2 separate regions of the Homo sapiens genome follow, and region 2 is linked to region 1. A link is an interaction called in ENCODE POLR2A ChIA-PET data of the cell type or tissue named here. Cell type or tissue: GM12878. All regions are shown on one strand. Links, peaks and the distances in the headings refer to the core of each region. The heading gives the core; the rest is flanking DNA.

The links. ChIA-PET counts read pairs that join two places held together with the same protein. Peaks named below come from ENCODE experiments on the same cell type or tissue, not always from the same donor. Only the 100,000 strongest peaks of a DNase experiment are listed, where the experiment ranks them.
Region 2: POLR2A ChIA-PET joins it to region 1 with 7 read pairs; 7 of 35 experiments call an interaction of 5 or more read pairs at or near these places.

What each region holds. Positions count from the first base shown.
Region 1 is chr12:31,901,284-31,911,742 of GRCh38, reverse strand. No RefSeq gene overlaps it. Among named protein-coding and RNA genes, the nearest start is that of LINC02422, 19 kb to the right of the region's middle. RefSeq lists an enhancer at 4,623-4,772. In GM12878, for the core only: no CTCF peak of the experiment used is centred there; no DNase peak of the experiment used is centred there; H3K27ac peaks cover 1,712 bases.
Region 2 is chr12:32,004,899-32,015,357 of GRCh38, reverse strand. No RefSeq gene overlaps it. Among named protein-coding and RNA genes, the nearest start is that of RESF1, 51 kb to the right of the region's middle. RefSeq lists an enhancer at 1,415-2,140. In GM12878, for the core only: no CTCF peak of the experiment used is centred there; no DNase peak of the experiment used is centred there.

The sequences.
Region 1 (10,459 bases), core at 2,458-7,457:
TACCTGTCAGGCCACTGAATATGACTTTTCATTTCTAGGCTACTTGCCTTTTCCTTTTTTCTTCTTTTTGTCTGCCTTCCTCCCTTCTCTCCCTGTTTTCTTCCTTCCTCCTCTTTCTTTCATTATCATGAAAAAATTTATCTCACATAATGAGAAGTCTGGGTGAAAACAATGCTGCCTTTTAATGGGTTTGGTGCAAAAGTAACTGTGGTTTTTGACATTAAAAGTAACGGCAATGGCCGGGCGCAGTGGCTCACACCTATAATCCCAGCACTTTGGGAAGCCAAGGCGGTGGATCACCTGAGGTCAGGAGTTCGAGACCAGCCTGGCCAACATGGCAAAACCCCGTCTCTACTAAAAAATACAAAAATTAGCCGGGTGTGATGGTGGGCGCCTGTAATCCCAGCTACTCAGGAGGCTGAGGCAGGAGAATCATTTGAACCCAGAAGGCAGAGGTTGCAGTGAGCAGAGATCATGCTGTTGCACTCGGCCTGGGCAACAAGAGCCAAACTCTGTCTCAGAAACAAAAAACAAATGGATGGCAATAACTTAATATGAAATGTATACTTTTTTTGAAAATCTTTTGGGGAAAGGAAAACACCTTGTGATTTTGATTACCCTGAGGATGTCCTAGGTATGGCTTGGGGATTTATGTAACTTTAAGGACCACCCTAGAGTAAGCATGTTAATTATGGTGGCTTTTGTCCACTAACTTCAGAAGTAGCCATTAAATAAAGCTGCAACCTAAGTCCTCAGTTTCCTAATCCTCCCTAGGGATTTATTAAGTTTACTTGTTATGGGATGTTTTTATATGACCAATCTTTATATTTCAACCATCTTGCCTCAGTTACCTCTTCTTGAGTCTTTTCCCACATCCAACTTGTCCTTGGTTTACATCAACCCTTCCAAACTCATACCCTACTGGCTGGTCTATTTTTTTTCCCAGTCTTACTTATTACCATTCCAGTTCAGGCCTTACACTGCAGCCTCACATACCTCACATACACCATAATATATGATGTAGGCAGTAAAAATTGTTTAAACCCTGGCTTCATGGAGTTTGGAATCTTTGGGGAAGCAAGATACATAGACATAAAACTATTATGAATCAATATAGTCTATGGTTGCTTTGAAAATGAGAATGATATAGAGTGTAAAGTCTCTCATCACATGCTATGAATAATGAAAGATTTTAAACCAAAAAAATAGAAAGTATAAAGATGGTGGCCGGGCGTGGTGGCTCACACCTGTAATCCCAGCACTTTGGGAGGCCAAGGCAGGTGCATCACCTGAGGTCAGGAGTTTGAGACTAGCCTGACCAACATGAAGAAACTCTGTCTTTACTAAAGATACAAAACATTAGCTGGGCATATTGGGGTATACCTGTAATCCCAGCTACTCGGGAGGCTAAGGTAAGAGAATTGCTTGAACCCAGGAGGTGGAAGTTGCGGTGAGCCAAAATTGTGCCATTGCACTGCAGCCTGGGCAACAAGAGTGAAAATGACCCAAAAAAAAAAAAAAAAAGATGGTAAGGAGATTTTACAAACTATAGATTTTTACATTTAAAGAATCCTCAAATTAAAAGACAAATAGAGAACAAAAATTTAAACAAGATGACAAATGGTTAATATCCTTAAGATAGAGAGCTGAATATTAAAAAGTCTTTATGTTATTAGGAAAAGTTCTACAGCCATAGTAACAAGTAAGTAGCAGAACTGGCTTAACCCACTGAAATCAATGGCAGCTTGCTTTGGTGAAAATGTCTTCAAAAACCAACTAATCAGAGACAGCTCAATGTCTGAAACGCAGCTAGTCAGCAACAGTCTTGCCAGGACAAGCTACTCTAGTCTCTGTAACTAACACAAGGCATAGTTCTATGATCCACTATTGCCTCTATAATCAATACAACTGTAAGGGTTTAAGGAAGAAGAAAGAAACACAAAAAGGGGCTCAATAATCACAGACAAGTGTATTTTGGAGAATAAACCTGAGAGGGGATTCTGGCTGGTTTAGGTCGGGGCCTTCTCTCTTATAGACTAAGAATATTTAAGGGTTTAGGGAGGGAGAGCTTATCGCAGATTTGGAATATTTCTGGGTGGAGGAGAGTTTTATTGTGGGGTTGGCATGTTTCTGGTCGGAGGGGGATTTATCTTGGGGTTGGAACATTTCCGGTTGGAGGTGTCATTTAATGGTCATGCTGACATTGGCCATTAGGGTGATGTTTCTGGGGCTGGATTAGGCGTTTTTTAATCAAGGGCAACTTAAAATGGCAGTGTTTGTCCAAGATGGTGATGCTCTTGCTCTGTCAATCCAGATCCTATAGTTATAGAAGGACAAGGGGCGGTGTGTTCTTTCTGGCTACTTCCTGCTAAGGGGAGGAGTGCGGAGAGTTCTTTGATCTCAGATTGACTGTAGGACTAATGCTGTCTGTAGATGTTTTTGGGTAGTTGTCTGTGAAATGGCCATGATCCTGTCAGTTAAAAATCTTTGAAAAAGGTTAATTAGGCAGGGTAAAAACATTAGTCCTAGGCACATCATTAGGAGAGGGCCCAGGAATGGGATGACCCATGTTGTGATTTTGTTCCAAAACCAACAATCTATTTGGTTGTTTTGGTATTCCCTTAGTCTTTTAGCCCTTTCTGTAAGTTTTTCAGCAGCATCTCTTACTAGGCTTGATTGGTTGAGGTATAGGCAACATTCCTCATCCAACGAGAGGCAGAGGCCATTTAAGATCTCCTTTTTCAGCCATTATAAGATCTAGTCCCCCTCTATTTTGGAGGATTACTCCAGCCAAGCAGTCTAGTTGGTCTTGGACTCTTATAAGACTTTGGGCTGTATCTTCTAAAGAACGCTGTAGTTCTGTTGAAAGAGCTTTAAAGTATGTTAAGGAGGTGGCCAATCTGCCTGCTCCCAATCTAAGTCCGGCGGTTATACCCAAGGTGGCCATCAAGGGAATGACATGGAAAGCCCTCCTCTTCCTAACATATTGGGCAGATGGAATGGGCAAAGGTTGACTAGGAGGAATTAGTCCAATGCAGGGAGAAAGATAAACTAGAGTACATGTTCTGGTACAGTTGGTGGGGAGACAAAGATATGTACTGGTTCCATATAAAAATAATAAGACTTGGCTGGGTGCGGTGGCTCACACCTGTAATCCCAGTACGTTGGGAGGCTGAGGCAGGCAGATCATGAAGTCAAGAGATCAAGACCGTCCTGGCCAACACGGTGAAACCCCGTCTCTACTAAAAATACAAAAAAAAAAAAAAAATAGCCGGGCTTGGTGGCACACGCTTGTAGTCCCAGCTATTCGGGAGGCTGAGGCAGGAGAATCACTTGAACCCAGGAGGTGGAGGTTGCAGTGAGCCAAAATTGTGCCACTGCACTCCAGCCTGGGCAACAGAGTGAGACTTTGTCTCAAAAAAAAAAATAAAATAAAATAAAAAATAAGCCTTGTTGTAAATATAGGCAGAGATATGGAAAGAAAGCAAGTGAATTAAGGCTGAAGTGTCTTTTCTTTCCTGTGGTTCATTACTCCAGATGGACAAGGAGGAGGCCAGAGAGACATCCACTATAGTAGAGATATAGGAAGAGTTATTCTTTATACATTTAATACAATCAGATGTTGCACCATTGATATTGAGCCATGAATAAAGCGGGCACTAGGGACAGCACAAATTAGGTCAGAGGCATCGGTTGAGGGAGAGGCTGTAAAACGAGCCAGTTGTGGAAATGCCCCATTTGCATCAGGTGATATGTGATAGTCAACTCGGTTAGTGTGATGGTCAGAGGGGTGTTTAACAATGATAGTGCATTGGTTAGGTGTTAAGGACCCTACAGGGAAATTTCCCTCACAGGCTGAAAAGCAAAGTGAGGCTTGTTGTAAAAGGGCGGTGTGTTTAGTTATGGGCCCTTCAATGGGAGGGCCTTGGGGCTTGAGGCATTGTAGGGAGTTGTAATAGGTTTGAAATGATTTGTTGGCTTGATTGGCCCTGGAAGGGGCATAATCACCTACCAGGGCGTCAGCTCTTTCAAAAAAGGAAGCTCCTTTTTGGAGTTTATAGATTATGGTTATGTTTCCTGTTAAAAGGTCATGAAAGGGTGTAGGAAGGGCTGTATAGGCTGAGGAAGACAGTGATAAGCACATCCAGGATTCTGGAGCAAAGGAAGAGTTAGCTTGCAGCATGAGGGATTGTGTAAGGTTTATAGAGCATTCCAGTTTGAGAGCAGTGAGGAGTGGTTGTATTGGTAAGGTTGATGTGATTACAGAATTTATATTGAAAGAAACAAGCAAAAGGAGAAAAAGGTTATTTGAGTAGGAGTAAAGTCCTGGAAAATTCCTTGAAGCCGTAAGTCCCATAGAATAGTAAGGAGCTGATCAGGATGGATAATGGGAGTTTCATAATGGTACCAATAAAGGTCTGTAACAAGATTGGTTGGGAAGCAATGAAAGTTTGAGAGAGAAAGAGACATAGCAGCTTATGTAAATTTCTCTTCCTTTTCCTCCAGGATTTGGTGAGGCGAAGGGAAGTGGGTCCTGTGGAGACACAAGAGAAGGCTGAAGGGGGTTTTGATTTGGTTGTTTTGGTATGTAGTGAAGTCTGTTGTCTTGAGAGATGTATAATGAAACCAGCTGGGGAGTCCCTGGGGTTTTGCTCCTGTGGTGTTGCAGGAATCAAGGGACAGAAGAGACCAATGGGTGGGACAGGAGGATTTATTAGGTGTGTACCAGCCCAGAGGATTAACATCCAAAGGCTGAGCCCCGAACAAAGACAGGGCTTGACTTTTATACATGCATCCAAAAGGGGGTTGGCTATACATGCATCCAAAAAGGGGCTCACCAGTTTGATGGTGCAAAACCTGTAGGGCGGGCAAGCAGGCTTACAGAAGCAGAACAAAGGCAGTTTGTGAAACAGTGACAGATTGTGCAACTTAAACATATCTTGTGACCTTATACAGAAGGAAAAACAGGAACTTACAAAACTTTGCAAAATAATTATGAGAATGGTAAGGGGGGAAGGGGAAGCTGAAAGAGGAGAAAAACTTGTTTTTCTCACCCCTGCTCCAAGATGGGAGGGAGAGGCTCTGGGGCTCATCCCTTGAGGGCCCTGGCTCTGCAGACAGGGCTATCAAAGCCCTGCCAGAGCCCTGCCTATCGCTGAGCCTCAAAGTGAGTTAGCCTAGTACAAGAAACTTTTTTTTTCCTGCTTAAGTGGGTGTAGTAAAGATGATCTGGTAAGACCCATTCCATTTAAGTGTGAGGGGAGGATTGAGGAGAGGACTGGGATCTTTTACCAGAACCCAGTCTCCTGGCTGTAGGAAGTGATTAGAGAAGTCGGCGATGGGTCGTGTCAGGTATTCGTCAGCATATTCCCAAATGAAATGGCAGATGGTATGTAGAAGTGGGGAAATGAGGCCAGGCACGGTGGCTCACACCTGTAATCCCAGCACTTTGGGAGGCTGAGGCGGGTGGATCACGAGGTCAGGAGTTCGAGACCAGCCTGGTCAATGTGGTGAAACCCCGTCTCTACTAAAAATACAAAAATTAGCCGAGCGTGATGGCATGCACCTGTAATTCCATCTACTTGGGAGGCTGAGGCAGGAGAATTGCTTGAACCTGGGAGGCAGAGGTCACAGTGAGCCAAGATCTTGCCGCTGCACTCCAGCCTGGGTCTCAAAAAAAAAACAGTAACAAAAAAGGTTTTAAAATTAGCTGGTTGCAGTGGTGTTTGCCTGTAGTCCTAGCTACTCAGGAGGCTGACGTGGGAGGATCATTTGAGCCCAGGAGTTCAAGGCTGCCGTAAGCTATGATCATGCCGCTGCACTCCAGCCTGGGTAACAGTGAGACCCCTGTTTCTGAAAAAGAAACAGAAAAACAAACCCCAAACAGCCAGTCTCTGTAACTGTGAGAAATAAATTTCTGTTATTTAAGTACTCAGCCTATGATATATTTGTTACAGCAGCCTAAACTGACTGAGACAACTACTAAGGCATTTAGTTTATTTACCTTTAATGAAATTAGTCTCAAAAAATCTATTGCCCTAGTTTATACTATCTTTCACTTCCTATTCTTTTTCTTTTGAGAGAGAGTCTCGCTCTGTCACCTAGGCTGGAGGGCAATGGTGTGATCTCGGCTCACTGCAACCTCCGCCTTCCGGGCTCAAGTGATCCTTTTGCCTCAGTCTCCTGAGTAGCTGGGATTACAGGCGTGTACCACCATCCCCAGCTAATTTTTATATTTTTAGTAGAGACGGGATTTTGCCATGTTGGCCAGGCTGGTCTCAAACGCCTATCCTCAAGTGATCTGCCAGCCTTGGCTTCCCAAAGTGCTTGGATTACAGGCATGAGCCACCATGCCTGGCCTTCCTATTTTTTTTTTTTGACTCTTTTTTGGTATTAATTATATTCTTCCTTGCTAGTTTGGAAGTTAAATACTCTATTCAGGTTTGAGATGCTTTTTTTGCCTTTTGTTTTTTGGGTTGATTTTTTTTGGTTGTTACCCTATAAGCTGCATTGTGATTACTTAAATTACAAAGTTAATCTATTTCTTTATCTCCTCCAGAACACAGACCTGTCATATGTTTTAATATTATCTTTTTTCTTTCAAATTTAACTATTACTAAACATTATCATTGTTTTATAGTTAATATTTTATACTTACCCAAAGTCTTTTTTACATGTTGTTTCTTCTTGTAGCTTCATTTAGGATCAATTTCCTTCTAGCTAAAATATATACTTTAGATTTTTCCTATAGGGAGAGTTTGCTGGCGAAAGAGTGAGTTTTATTTGTCTGAAACAATTTTATTTTGTCTTCATTAAAACAAATTTTAGGGCCGGGAGAGGTGGCTCACGCCTGTAATCCCAGCACTTTGGGAGGCCAAGTCGGGCAGATCACAAGGTCGGGAATTCGAGACCAGCATGGTGAACATGGTGAAACCCCGTCTCTATAAAAAATACAAAAATTACCTGGGCATCATGGCACATGCCTGTAATCCCAGCTACTCGGGAGGCTGAGGCAAGAGAATCACTTGAACCTGGGAGGCAGAGGTGGCAGTGAGCTGAGATTGAGCTCAAAAAAAAAAAAATTTAATTGGGTTTAGAATTCCAAATTTTCAGTTGCTTTTCCTCAGCAATTTGAAGATAACATTTCACTATCTTCCAGCTTACATTGTCTTTAAGCCAGCTGTCACTAACTCAGCTTCTTTTGAGATGATCTCCTTGCTGGCGCAGTAGCTCACACCTATAATCCCAGCACTTTGGGAGGCCAAGGTGGGTGGATCACCTGAGGTCAGGAGTTCGAGACCAGCCTGGCCAACATGGTGAAACCCCGTCTCTACTAAAAATACAAAAAAAAAAGTAGCTGGACATGGTGGTGGGTGCCTGTAATCCCAGCTACTTGGGAGGCTGAGGCAGGGAGAATCGCTGGAACCCGGTAGGCGGAGGTTGCAGTGAGCCGAGATCGAGCCATTGCATTCCAGCCTGGGTGAAAGAACAAGACTCTGTCTCAAAAAGAAAAAAGAAGATAATCTCCTTTCTCTCCTGCTGTTTTATAATCATTCTTTGTCATTGTTGTTCTGAAATTTCACCATTTTATGTCTGTGTGTGGGTTTCTTTTCTATGTACATAGACATACCTATGTACATAGACTGAAACTTATGCACATAGGTTTATTAAGATATATTCATAGGTTATAAACATATATACATAGGTTGTAAACATATAAACATAGCCTAAAAAAAATATAAAGCAAAAACATCACAAGAAGAAACAAGCTGGGTATGGTGGCTCATGCCTGTAATCCCAACAATTTGGGAGGCCGAGGTGGGCAGATCACCTGAGATCGGGAGTTTGAGACCAGCCTGACCAACATGGAGAAACCCCATCTCTACTAAAAATACAAAATTAGCCGGGCATGGTGACGGATGCCTGTAATCCCAGCTACTCAAGAGGTTAAGGCAGGAGAATCACTTGAACCTGGGAGGTGGAGGTTGTGGTGAGCCGAGATTGCGTCACTGCACTCCAGCCTGGCAACAGAGTGAGACTCTATCTCCAAAAAAAAAAAAAAGAAGAAACAGACAAATTTATATTCAATCATATTGGAGGATTTGAAAATTAATAATTGACAGAAAATGTTCATCGAGTAGATTTGATAAACATGATTACATATTTACTATGGTAGAAGCATAGAACGCTATACTAACAACTGCAAAAATCACATTCTTTTTAAGCACGCAAAATTTTTATTAATTGAAGACAGATTGTCTGTAAATCAAATCTCAAGAAAATTGACAGAATTAAAATGAGGACATTCTCTGACCATAGGCACATGTCAGAGATATTATAGGTTCAGTTCCAGATCATTGCAATAAAACAAACATCACAGTAAAGTAAGTCACACAATTTTTTTTGGTTTCCTAGTACATAAAGTTATTTTTAAACTATAATGTAGTCTATTTAGTATGCAATGGCATTATGTCTAAAAATATACCTTATTTTAAAAATAGTTTATCAGTAAAAAATGCTGACACAACGACACAAAAGTGAGCACATGCTGTTGGAAAAATGGCACTGATATACTTGCTCAACACAAGGTTGCCGCAAACCTTCGATTTGTAACAAAAATACAATCTAGAAAGCATGATAAAATGAAGTGCAATAAAATAAGGTATGCCTATGTATAATGCTATTAAGCTACAAATAAACAATAAAAAAAGCTAAAAAATTTCCTTTATGTGCTAGGAAATAAGAAAGACACAAATTAAACATTTTGAATGTAATAAACAGTATTACAGATGACGGCCGGGCACGGTGGCTCACGCCTGTAATCCCAGCACTTTGCGAGGCCGAGGCGGGCGGATCACGAGGTCAGGAGATCGAGACCATACTGGCTAACAAGGAGAAACTCCGTCTCTACTAAAAGTACAAAAAATTAGCCGGGCGTGGGGGCGGGCGCCTGTAGTCCCAGCTACTCGGGAGGCTGAGGCAGGAGAATGGCGTGAACCCGGGAGGCGGAGCTTGCAGTGAGCCGAGATGGCACCACTGCACTCCAGCCTGGGCGACAGAGCGAGACTCTGTCTCAAAAAAAAAAAAAAAGTATTACAGATGACAACTGTGGGATGCAGCTACGTAGTGTGTAGAAAGAAATGTATAAACTTGGCCGGGCGCAGTGGCTCATGCCCGTAATCCCAACATTCTGGGAGGCTGAGGAGGGCGGATCACCTGAGGTCAGGAGTTTCAGACCAGCCTAGGCAACATGGCGAAACCCTGTCTCTACTAAAAAATGCAAAAAATGGCTCGGTGTGGTGGCAGGTGCCTGTAATCCCAGCTGCTCGGGAGGCTGAGGCAGGAGAATCACTTGAACCCAGGAGGCGGAGGTTGCAGTGAGCCGAGATAGCCCCACTGCACTCCAGCCTGGGCGACAGAGCGAGACTCGGTCTCAAACAAAAACAAAAACAAACAAACAAAAAATAAATGTATAAACTTAAAAGACTTATATTAGTAAGTAATCATTTATAATAAGTCAGAAAAACAGAAAATAAATCCAAAGTAAAAGGAACAAAGCAGTTATTTTAAAAGACTACACAAAATTTGGCAAGAATGATCAACAACAAGAGAGAAATGTGAACATACATTTTACCAAATAAGTTATGTGAATGGCAAAAAACCAACATGAAATGATGCTCCACATCACTTGGTCATTGGGGAAATGTGAATTAAAACCATGAGGAAATATACTTCACACCCCCCCAAATACCACCTGTACCGCAATAACTTATGGAAATATAATAATAAGAAAATAAAAACTATACTTCACACCCACTAAAATGACTCAAATTAAAAAGACTAACAATATCAGGCGTGGAAGAGAATTTGGAGCATCAGGAACATTGCCGGTAAGAATGAAAATGGTATGTTCCTTAGTCCATTTTCTGATGCTATCATAGAATACCCTAGACTGGGTAAATTATAATAAAACAAAATTTCTTTCTTTCTTTTTTTTTTTTTGAGACAGAGTCTCGCTCTGTCGCCCAGGCTGGAGTGCAGTGGCGCCATCTCGGCTCACTGCAAGCTCCTCCTCCCAGGTTCACGCCATTCTCCTGCCTCAGCTTCCCGAGTAGCTGGGACTACAGGCACCTGCTACCACACCCAGCTAATTTTTTGTATTTTTAATAGAGACGGCGGTTTCACTGTGTTAGCCAGGATGGTCTCAATCTCCTGACCTCGTGATCCGCCCACCTCGGCCTCCCAAAGTGTTGGGATTACAGGCGTGAGCCACAGAGACTGGCTTTTTTTTTTTTTTTTTTAAGAAGGGGTCTCACTCTGTCACCCAGGCTGGAGTACAGCCGCGCAATCTCGGTTCACTGTAACCTCCACCTCCCGGATTAAAGGGATTCTCCTGCTTCAGCCTCCCAAGTAGCTGGGATTACAGGCACCACCACGCCCGGCTAAATTTTGTATTTTT
Region 2 (10,459 bases), core at 3,585-8,584, 100 kb before region 1:
TGGTTTTTAGTGTATTCATAGAATTGTGCATCCATCATCACAGTCAATTTTAGACTATTTTTATCATCTCCAAAAGAAACCACATACTCTTTGGCTGTCACCCCCAATCCTTTCACCAACCCTTCCTGCCCTAAGCGCTAGGAAACCGCAAATCTACTTTCTGGGTCTATAGACTTGCCTATTCTGGGCATTTCATATAAATGGAATCAGACAATATGTAACACTTTGTGACTGCTTTTTTCATTTACCATAATTAATGTTTTCAAGGTTCGCCCAGGTTGTATAAGTACTTCATTTCTTTTCATTGTTGAATAATATTCCAATGCATACATTTTCCACCTTTTGTTTATTTGCTCACCAGCTGATGGACATGTGCATTGTTCCTCATGTTCTTTATACATCAAGGCCCAGTCCTCTATGTGAGATGGAGATTGCCTTTCAATTCTTTTTTTCTTTTAATTTATTTAGTATATATGTGTGTGTGTGTGTGTGTGTGTGTGTGTGTGTGTGTGTGTCTGTTTTGTTTTTGTTTTTGTTTTTGAGATGGAGTCTCACTCTGTTGCCCAGGCTGGAGTACAATGCCACGATCTTGGCTCATTGCAACTTCTGCCTCCCAGGTTCAAGTGATTCTTCCACCTCAGTCTCCGAAGTAGCTGGGATTAAAGGCGCAAGCCACCATGCCCGGCCAATTTTTGTATTTTTAGTAGAGACGGGGTTTCTCCATATTGGTCAGGCTGGTCTCGAACTCCTTACCTCAAGTGATCCACACGCCTCGGCCTCCCAAAGTGCTGGGATTACAGGCATGAGCCACCGTGCCCGGCCTACAATATATATTTTTAGAAGACACAGGGTCTCACTATTTTGCCCAGGCTGATCCCAAACTCCTGGGTTCAAATGATCCTCTCACCTTGGCCTTCCAAAGTGCTGAGATTACAGGTATGAGCTGCGGCTCACCCCCGGCCTGCCTTTTAATTCTTAACCTTTTTTTTTTTTTTGAGGAAGAGAGACATTTTTATCATTTTTATCACAGCTCCAAATTATTTACTGATTTGCTCATGGACATAATCCCTGCTAGAACACTATATTCTGAATGTTCAAAACAAAATGAAATAATTTCTGTTTTTACTTTTTGCAGTTAGTTTATAATACTGTCCAGAAGAAATGGTTCTGATTATACAGTTTCTCTGATTATACAGTTTCTGTTAAATTATATTGTAGGGGATCAGAATATGCCACCCCTAAATAAGGACTGTTTTGAGCTGAAGATGATTCAGGAACAGCAGATGCAAAGAAAGAGAGAAAGAGAGAAGGAAGGAAGGAAGGAAGGAACGAAGGAAGGGAGGGAGGGAGGGAGGGAAAAGAAGGAAAGAAGAAAGAGGAAAGAAAGAAAGAAAGAAAAGAAAGAGAAAGGAAGAAAGGAAGAAAAGAGAAAGAAAGAAAAAGAAAGAAAAGAAAGAAAGAAAGAAGGAAAAGAAAGAAAGACAGACAGACAAGCAGGCAGGCAAGGCCTACTCTTTCCTTCATTTGCTTAAAAACAGACTTAGATTGATAATCACTGGTGAAAACTCTAGACTCTGTCCAGGAAGACTGAGAAGAATCTGCATAAGAAACCTTACTAAAACAACCCTGATCTTCCATTTGTTTCTTCCCAGTTTGCTACCCCTGGAAGCCTGAAACCTTCACCTTTGTCTCCTCACTTCTTTACAAATTTCTTATTCTTTTGTTAAACCCAAATTCTAACCACTCCTTTGATGGCATTGTTTATCACTGAGTTTCCACATGTTTACATGTCAATCTGGTTTTTTTCAGTTTAATTTGCAGCCCCCACCCCAGGAGGGCAGAAGAAAAAGGGTTCTTTCCCTCCCTACAAGATGAGTAAGATTTTTTTTCTTTTTTGAGTTTTCTTGTTGCCCAGGCTGGAGTGAAATGGCGCAATCTTGGCTCACTGCAACCTCCGCCTCCCGGGTTCAAGCAGTTCTCCTGCCTCAGCCTGCCGAGTAACTGGGTCTACAGGTGCGTGCCACCATGCCCAGCTAATTGTTGTATTTTTAGTAGAGATGAGATTTCACTATGTTGGCCAGGCTGGTCTCGAACTCCTGACCTCAGGTGATCCACCCACCTTGGCCTCCCAACGTGCTGGGATTACAGGCGTGAGCCACTGTGTATGGCCGAGTAAGATGTTTTTAACATCAAGAGTAAGTTGTCTTACAAGTGAGAAAAATAAAATAATCAAAAGCCATCTTCAAACGAGAAGAAACATTTTTTAGGGAGACTTCAGAATGGGAGCATATGGAATTAGAACTGGGAACCCCCAAATCTGAGACAGATCTCAGTCAATTTAGGAAGTTAAGGTCCTGTGTCCATGACACAGCCTCAGAAGGTTTGTTTTGTTTTGAGAAGGAGTCTCCACTCTGTCACCCAGGCTGGAGTGCAGTGGCATGATCTCAGCTCACTGCAACCTCCACTTGAACTCCTGAGTTCAAGCGATTCTCCTACTTCAACCTCCTGAGTAGCTGGTATTACAGACGTGAGCCATCATGCTGGGCTAATTTTTGTATTTTTAGTAGAGACAGGGTTTCATCATCTTGGCCAGGCTGTTCTGGAACTCCTGGCCTCAAGCGATCTGCCATCTGGACCTCCCAAAGTGCTGGGATTACAGGTGCACAGCCAGGAGGTCTTGATGACATATGCCCAAGGTGGTCAGAGCACAACTTGGTTTTACACATTTTAGGGAGACAGGAGATGTCAATCAACATATGTAGATGAACATTGGTTCCATCTGGAAAGGTGGGACAACTAGAAGGAAAACCGGGACAACAAGAAGAGGGAAGGGGGCTTCCAGGTTATAGGTAGATAAGAGACAGATGTTCGCATTCTTTTGAGTTTCTGACTAGCCTCTCCAAAGGAGGCAATCAGATACACATTTATCTCAGTGAACAGAGGGATGACTTTGAATAGAATGGGAGGCAGGTTTGCCCTAAGCAGTTCCCAGCTTGACTTTTTTTTTTCCTTTTAGCTTAGTGATTTTGGGACGCCAAGATTTATTTTCCTTTCACACAACCTTCTTACCCCCTTTTCAGTTCCTTCATCAATGTATGATTGCTGAAGAATGAGTAAAAAGTTAATGAAGGCCGGGCGCGGTGGCTCACGCCCGTAATCCCAGCACTTTGCGAGGCTGAGGCAGGCAGATCACGAGGTCAGGAGATCAAGACCATCTTGGCTAATAGGGTGAAACCCTATCTCTACCAAAAATACAAAAAATTAGCTGGCCGTGGTGGCAGGCGCCTGTAGTCCCAGCTACTCAGGAAGCTGAGGCAGGGGAATCGCTTGAACCCGGGAGCCAGAGGTTACAGTGAGCCGAGATCGCATCACTGTATTCCAGCCTGGGTGACAGAGCGAGACTCCGTCTCAAAAAAAAAAAAAAAAAAGTTAATGAAGTATAGGAGACATCCTTTCTTACTCGTAACTTCAAAATACACAAAATAGCAGTGTGAGGCAGTGTTATCTTCTTGCCTGTGTTTATAACCTGACTCTGACACTTGTCATCCATGTGTCTTTGGGCAAATTATTTTATGTATTATTTTTATCTCTTTTTTGATTTTTGATTTTTTTTGGTTGGAGGGTGGGGTGGAGTGGCCAGAGTCTTGCTCTGTTGCCCAGGCTGGAGTACAGTGATGTGATCTCTGCTCGCTGCAACCTCCACCTCCCAGGTTCAAGCGATTCTCCTGCCTCAGCCTCCTGAGTAACTGGGGCTACAGGTGCGGGCCATCACGCCCAGCTAATTTGTTTATTTTGTATTTTTAGTACAGACAGAGTTTTACCATGTTGCCCAGGCTAGTCTCAACCCCTGGCCTCAAGTGATCCACCCTTTTCAGCCTCCCAAAGTGCTAGGATTACAGGCATGAGCCACCGCACCTGGCCTGGGCAAATTATATAACCCTTCTTGGCCTCAGCTGTCTTCATCTAAAACAGGATTATAATACAGGCTTGTTGCGAGAATTATATGTTTCACAACATGTGGGCATCAGTATAAGGAAAAGGCATGAAATCACATGAGAAAGTATCTTTAAATTCTTTTCAATTTCATGCAATTGAATCAAGAAGAGTCCTGGTCTGTGCTAATAAGATTGTTCATTAATACCTCTCTAAAACATTCCAAAGACAGGGAGAGTGAGTAATCATCTGCCTAAATTTTTTAAATAATTCTGATTTAGCATTTATTAATTTGAATAAACTTACTCCACCCTCTCCAGGCTCCTTACTCCCGAATTCTGTTCCACTGTCTAGGCTTTAGGTCAGGCTCAAGGACAAGTTATTTAGATTTTATTTCTATCTTCTGCCTTTAAAAACATAGATAAAATTGTCCTTGGTCTCAGGGGTAAACAAAATCAAGCTATAAACTGAATATTGCTCTCCAGCCAGGGTGTCCCACTGTCTTAGCAAAAAACTGGAAGGAAGGGAACAGATAAATGGATGGGGACTGTAAACAACCAAATATTTTTCATTTTCTAGAAGTGGGAAATCATCCAAAAGGTGCAAATATTTGGTTAGGTGTTTACATTTTCATGCTCCATTGTTGATGTTGTGGAACTAGGAGCAAGCTAATACTAGGAACAAGATAATACTGTGGACTGCAACAGCCAAAACTCTTGGCTTTCTGTGGCCCGGGTTATTTGCTCTTTCTTTCTTCCTTCCTCCTGCTCCTCTGCTGTAAGCACCCCCATCTTCCAGCTTTCCCAGTGAAGTGCCTTCTCCTTAGGGCCTTCCTTCTTAAAGAGTGAATGTGCTTCCCTCTCGACCATTATAGGGTGCACTCCAGGCAAAACCTGTCTTTTTTTTTTTTTTTTTTTTTTTTTGAGACTGAGTCTCGCTCTGCTGCCAGGCTGGAGTGCGGCGGTGCGATCTCGGCTCAATCTCCGCCTCCCGGGTTCAAGCTATTCTCCTGCTTCAGCCTCCTGAGTAGCTGGGACTACAGGCGCGCACCACTACGCCTGGCTAATTTTTTGTATTTTAGTAGAGACAGGGTTTCACCATGTTGGCCATGGTGGTCTGGAGCTCCTGACCTCGTGATCCGCCTGCCTCGGCCTCCCAAAGTGCTGGGATTACAGGCGTAAGCCACTGCCCCCGGCCTTAAAATTATTTTTAAAAAATAGAGATGGGGGGAGGGGGGCGTCCCACTATGTAGCCCAGGCTAGTCTGGAACACCTGGGTTCAAGCAATCCTCCCACCTCAGCCTCCCAAAGTGCTGGGATTTTAAGTTGTGAGCCACCATGCTTGGCTAAAACATGTCTTTATATGCCCCAGTTTTATCTTAAATTTTTTGTGCAGATTTGCATTCTGTTCTAACGTATACTCCTGTTCGTTTCATTTTATTTTATTAATTATAAAAAATACAGGGCCGGGGGCGGTGGCTCATGCCTGTAATCCCAACACTTTGGGAGGCCGAGATGGGTGGATCACCTGAGGTCAGGAGTTTGAGACCATCTGACCAACATTGTGAAACCCTGTCTGTACTAAAAATACAAAATTAGCCAGGTGTGGTGGCATGTGCCTGTAATCCGAGCTACTTGGGAGGCTGAGGCAGGAGAATCGCATCAACCCGGGAGGCGGGGATTGCAGTGAGCTGAGATCGCGCCATTGCACTCCCATTTTGGGCAACAGGTGTGAAACTCCGTCTCAAATAAATAAATAAATATGCCGGGAGCGGTGGCTCACGCTGTAATCCCAGCACTTTTGGGAGGCCGAGGCGGGCGGATCACGAGGTCATGCTTTTGAGACCATCCTGGCTAACACGGTGAAACCCCGTCTCTACTAAAAACACGAAAAATTAGCCAGGCGTGGAGGCGGGCGCCTGTAGTCCCAGCTACTCAGGAGGCTGAGGCAGGAGAATCGCTTGAACCTGGGAGGCGGAGGTTGCAGTGAGCCGAGATCGTGCCACTGCACTCCAGCCTGGGCGACACAGCAAGACTCTGTCTCATAAAAAATAAAAATAAATAAATAAATAAATAAATAAATAAATAAATAAATAATAGAGATGAGGTCTCCCTATATTTGACAGGTTGGTTGAACTCTGGGCCGCAAACAATCCTCCTACCTTGGCCTCCCAAAGTGCTAGGATTACAGGTGTAAGCCACCACACCCGGCCTCGTGTGTGTTTTCATTTTAAATTCATAAACCTTCAGGAAAAATTTTTCCCAGGTTTATTAAGGCATAATTGAGAACAATTATATATATTTAAGCTGTACAACATCAAAATTTGGTACACGTTGTGAAATGATTACCACAACCAAACTAATTGATATATTCTTTACATCACAGAGTTACTTTTTTTTTTTTTTTTTTTTTTTGAGACGGAGTTTCGCTCTTGTTGCCCAGGTTGGAGTGCAACAGCACTATCTTGGCTCACCGCAACCTCCACCTCCCGGGTTCAAGTGATTCTCCTGCCTCAGCCTCCCTAGTAGCTGGGATTACAGGCATGTGCCACCACACCCGGCTAATTTTGTATTTTTAATAGAGACGGGGTTTCTCCATGTTGGTCAGGTTGGTCTCGAACTCCCGACCTCCGGTGATCCGCCCACCTCAGCCTCTCAAAGTGCTGGGATTACAGGCATGAGCCACCGTGCCTGGCCTTTTTTTTTTTTTTTTTTTTTGAGACAGAGTCGCAGAGTGCAGTGGCTCAATCTCGGCTCACTGCAATCTCTGCCTCCCAGGTTCAAACGATTCTCATGCCTCAGCCTCCTAGCTGGGGTCACAGGCATGTGCCACCACACCCAGCTAATTTTTTGTATTTTTAGTAGAGACGGGTTTTTGCCATGTTGCCCAGGCTGGTCTCGAACTCCTGAGCTCAGGCAACCCACCCACCTCAGCCTCCCAAAGTGCTAAGACTACAGGCCTGAGCCACTGCACCTGGCTGCTGCCTTTTTTATAATAGCCATCCTAACAGGTGTGAGGTGATACTCATTGTAGTTTTGATTTGCATTTCCCTGATAATTAATGATGTTGAGCACCTTTTCATACACCCGTTGGCCATTTGTGTATCTTCTTTGGTAAAAGGACTATTCAGGTCTTTGCTCATTTTTCAGTTGGGTTATTTGGTTTTCTGCCATTGAGCTATGTGAGTTTCTTACATAATATTTGAGATATTTGAGCTTGGAAGTGGACATAAAAGAAAAATAAAGAAAAAAGAAAAAAAATTTTGAGATATTAACCCCTTATCAGATATACAGATTGTAAATATTTCTCCTATTCCATAGGTTGCCTTTTCATTTTGTCGATTGTTTCCTTTGTTGTGCAGAGGTTATTTAATTTGATGTAATCCCAGGAAAAAAAAATGTAAACTTTTTCTTTCAAATCTTTCAATCTAATTAATGCATTAGAAAGTTGCCACCTCCCACAATGGTCTGTGATCCAGACTTCAACAGACCTCAAGGAATACACCAGGAGTTAAAGTTACAGAGCAGGCCAGGCGCGGTGGCTCATGCCTGTAATCCCAGCACTTTGGGAGGCTGAGGTGGGCGGATCACTTGAGGCCAGGAGTTCAAGACCAGCCTGGACAACATGGCGAAACCTCATCTCTACTAAAAACACAAAAATTAGCTGGGCGTGGTGGTGCATGTCTGTAATCCCAGCTATTTGGGAGGCTGAGGCATAAGAATCACTTAAACCTGGGATGTGAAGGTTGCAGTGAACTGAGATGGTGCCACTGCACTCCAGTCTGGGTGAAGGAGAAAGACTCCTTCTCAATATGTTAGCCAGGATGGTCTTGATCTCCTGACCTTGTGATCCGCCCGCCTCGGCCTCCCAAAGTGCTGGGATTACAGGTGTGAGCCACCACACCCGGCCTCCTGAGTCCATTATTTAAGGGGATTTATACTATAAATGACTTCCATGAATATGAGAGGTCCTGAGTGTTATCTGTTTGCTTACTTGCTTTTGGGACGTTTCTATAGACTTTTCTTTGTAGGAATTCCAGTTTTTCTGGATTCTTCACTCTTCTTCATGTATGCCATTTTGCATTCTTCCTAAAAGGTTGGATTATAGTAAGTGGTTAGACGTTCTTTCAATGCAGACTTTTATTTTTGGCATTTTACTAACATAAAGATTCTAGAGTTCTTGCAACAGTTGGCAAAATCTGGAACTGGCTCAGAACACCTCTCTCTGTCCTGTTTTCTCATTATTTTAGGGCTCAAAATATCTTTTTCTCAACATGGCTGCTCTCCAGGATCAAGCACTGTCTCCACAAGACAGAGAAGGCAGCCCCTTGGCAGCTCTGGGGCTTGTTTTTTTCAAATAAATAAAAGTAGCCACTTGGAAAAAAAAAAACAAAGTTCCGGCCGGGTGCGGTGGCTCAGCCTGTAATCCCAGCACTTTGGGAGGCCAAGGCGGGGGGATCACAAGGTCAGGAGATCGAGACCATCCTGGCTAACACAGTGAAACCCCGTCTCTACTAAAAATACAAAAAAATTAGCCGGGCGTGGTGGCGGGCGCATGTAGTCCCAGCTACTGGGGAGGCTGAGGCAGGAGAATGGCTTGAACCCGGGAGGTGGAGCTTGCAGTGAGAGGAGATCGCACCACTGCACTCCAGCCTGGGCGACAGAGCAAGACACCATCTCAAACAAACAAACAAACAAAAAAACAAAGTTCCTGTCCTCATAGATTTAAATTTAAATTCTAGTAGGAGAGAACAATAAACAAATAAACTTATTAATCCTCCACTGAGGATTGTGTTAGACACTGTGAGAAAAAATAAATCAGCCCAAGGATGCGGGTGTAACCTGTATCAGGTGGCCAGAGAAGGTATCTCTGAAAAATGACATTTGGGGCCTGTATGAAGGGAGTGTCTATGTAGCTATCTAGGCAGATATTGTTCCAGACAGACAGATAAGTCTGTGCAAAGGCCTCGAGGTAGAGTCTGCTTAGAACATTTGAGGGCCAGATACAGTGGCCGACACCTGTAATCCCAGCACTTTGGGAGGCGAGGTGGGCGAATCACCTGAGGTCGGGAGTTCGAGACCAGCCTGACCAACATGGTGAAACCCCGTCTCTACTAAAAATACAAAATTAGCTAAGCATGATGAATGCGTGCCTGTAATCCCAGCTACTCAGGAGGCTGAGGTCGGAGAATCGCTTGAACCCGGGAGGCAGAGGTTGCAGTGAGCTGAGATCGTGCCATTGCACTCCAGCGTGGCGACAGAGTGAGACTCCATCTCAAAAAAAAAAAAAAAAGAAGGAGAACACTTGAGGGCTGCAAAAAAGGCCAGTGTAACTGAAGTGAAGTAAACTTACACAAATGTCCACTGCATCCGTGAGAAGAAACTTAGAGCTTTGGAATGGGCCCTAGACACGAGCTATTTGACATATAGCCAGATATTAATCATTGTTACTGCTAATGGATGGGATTTTAGATGATTTTTAATTTCTTTTGAACTTTCCACGTCATCTTCTGAAGGCCTAATCCCTTTGGAATTAGATGATACAACAAACTTTAAAAATCGTAGAGTGAAACTCGTTTTTTTTATAGGTGAAGAAACTGAAGAAGAGAACTTATGCTTCTAGATGTTGCAGAAGCTTAAATTCCGGTTGCCTGAGGCCTAGTCCAGGGGGTCGTGGCAGCAGCAGGCTGAGACCGATAAGCCTCACCAGCCTCCTGAAGGTGCTTACTGATCATGTGCCAGGACACTCTTATCATCAACAGGCATGCGGCAACTGGAGGGCAGTGGTTAAGACAGCAGGTCAGCAACAGAGATAAGCCAAGACAGAAAAAAGCTGGGGAAGAATCCTTCTGTCCACAGGAGCTTTTGGAATTTTTTTTGTTTTTTAGACGGCGTCTTGTTTTGTTGCCCAGGCTGGAGTGCAATGGAGCAATCTCGGCTCACTGCAACCTCTGCCTCCTGGGTTCAAGCGTTCTCCTGCCTCAGCCTCCCGAGTAGCTGGGATTACAGGAGCCTGCCACCACGCCCAGCTAATATATATATATACATATATATATACACACATATATATACATATATATACATATATATACACATATATACATATATATACACACATATATATACATATATACACACATATACATATATACACATATATATACATATATACACATATATATACATATATACACACATATATACATATATACACATATATACATATATACATATATACACATATACACATATACACATATACACATATATCTACACATATATATACATATATATGCACATATATACATATATACACATATATATACATACATATATATATATATATATATATATATATTTTTTTTTTTTTTTTTTTTTTGAGACAGAGTTTCGCTCTTGTTGCCCAGGCTGGAGTGTAGTGGCGCGATCTCGGCTCACTGCAACCTCCGCCTCCCAGGTTCAAGCGATTCTCATGTCTCAGCCTCCAGAGTAGCTGGGATTACAGGCACTCGCCACCACACCCGGCT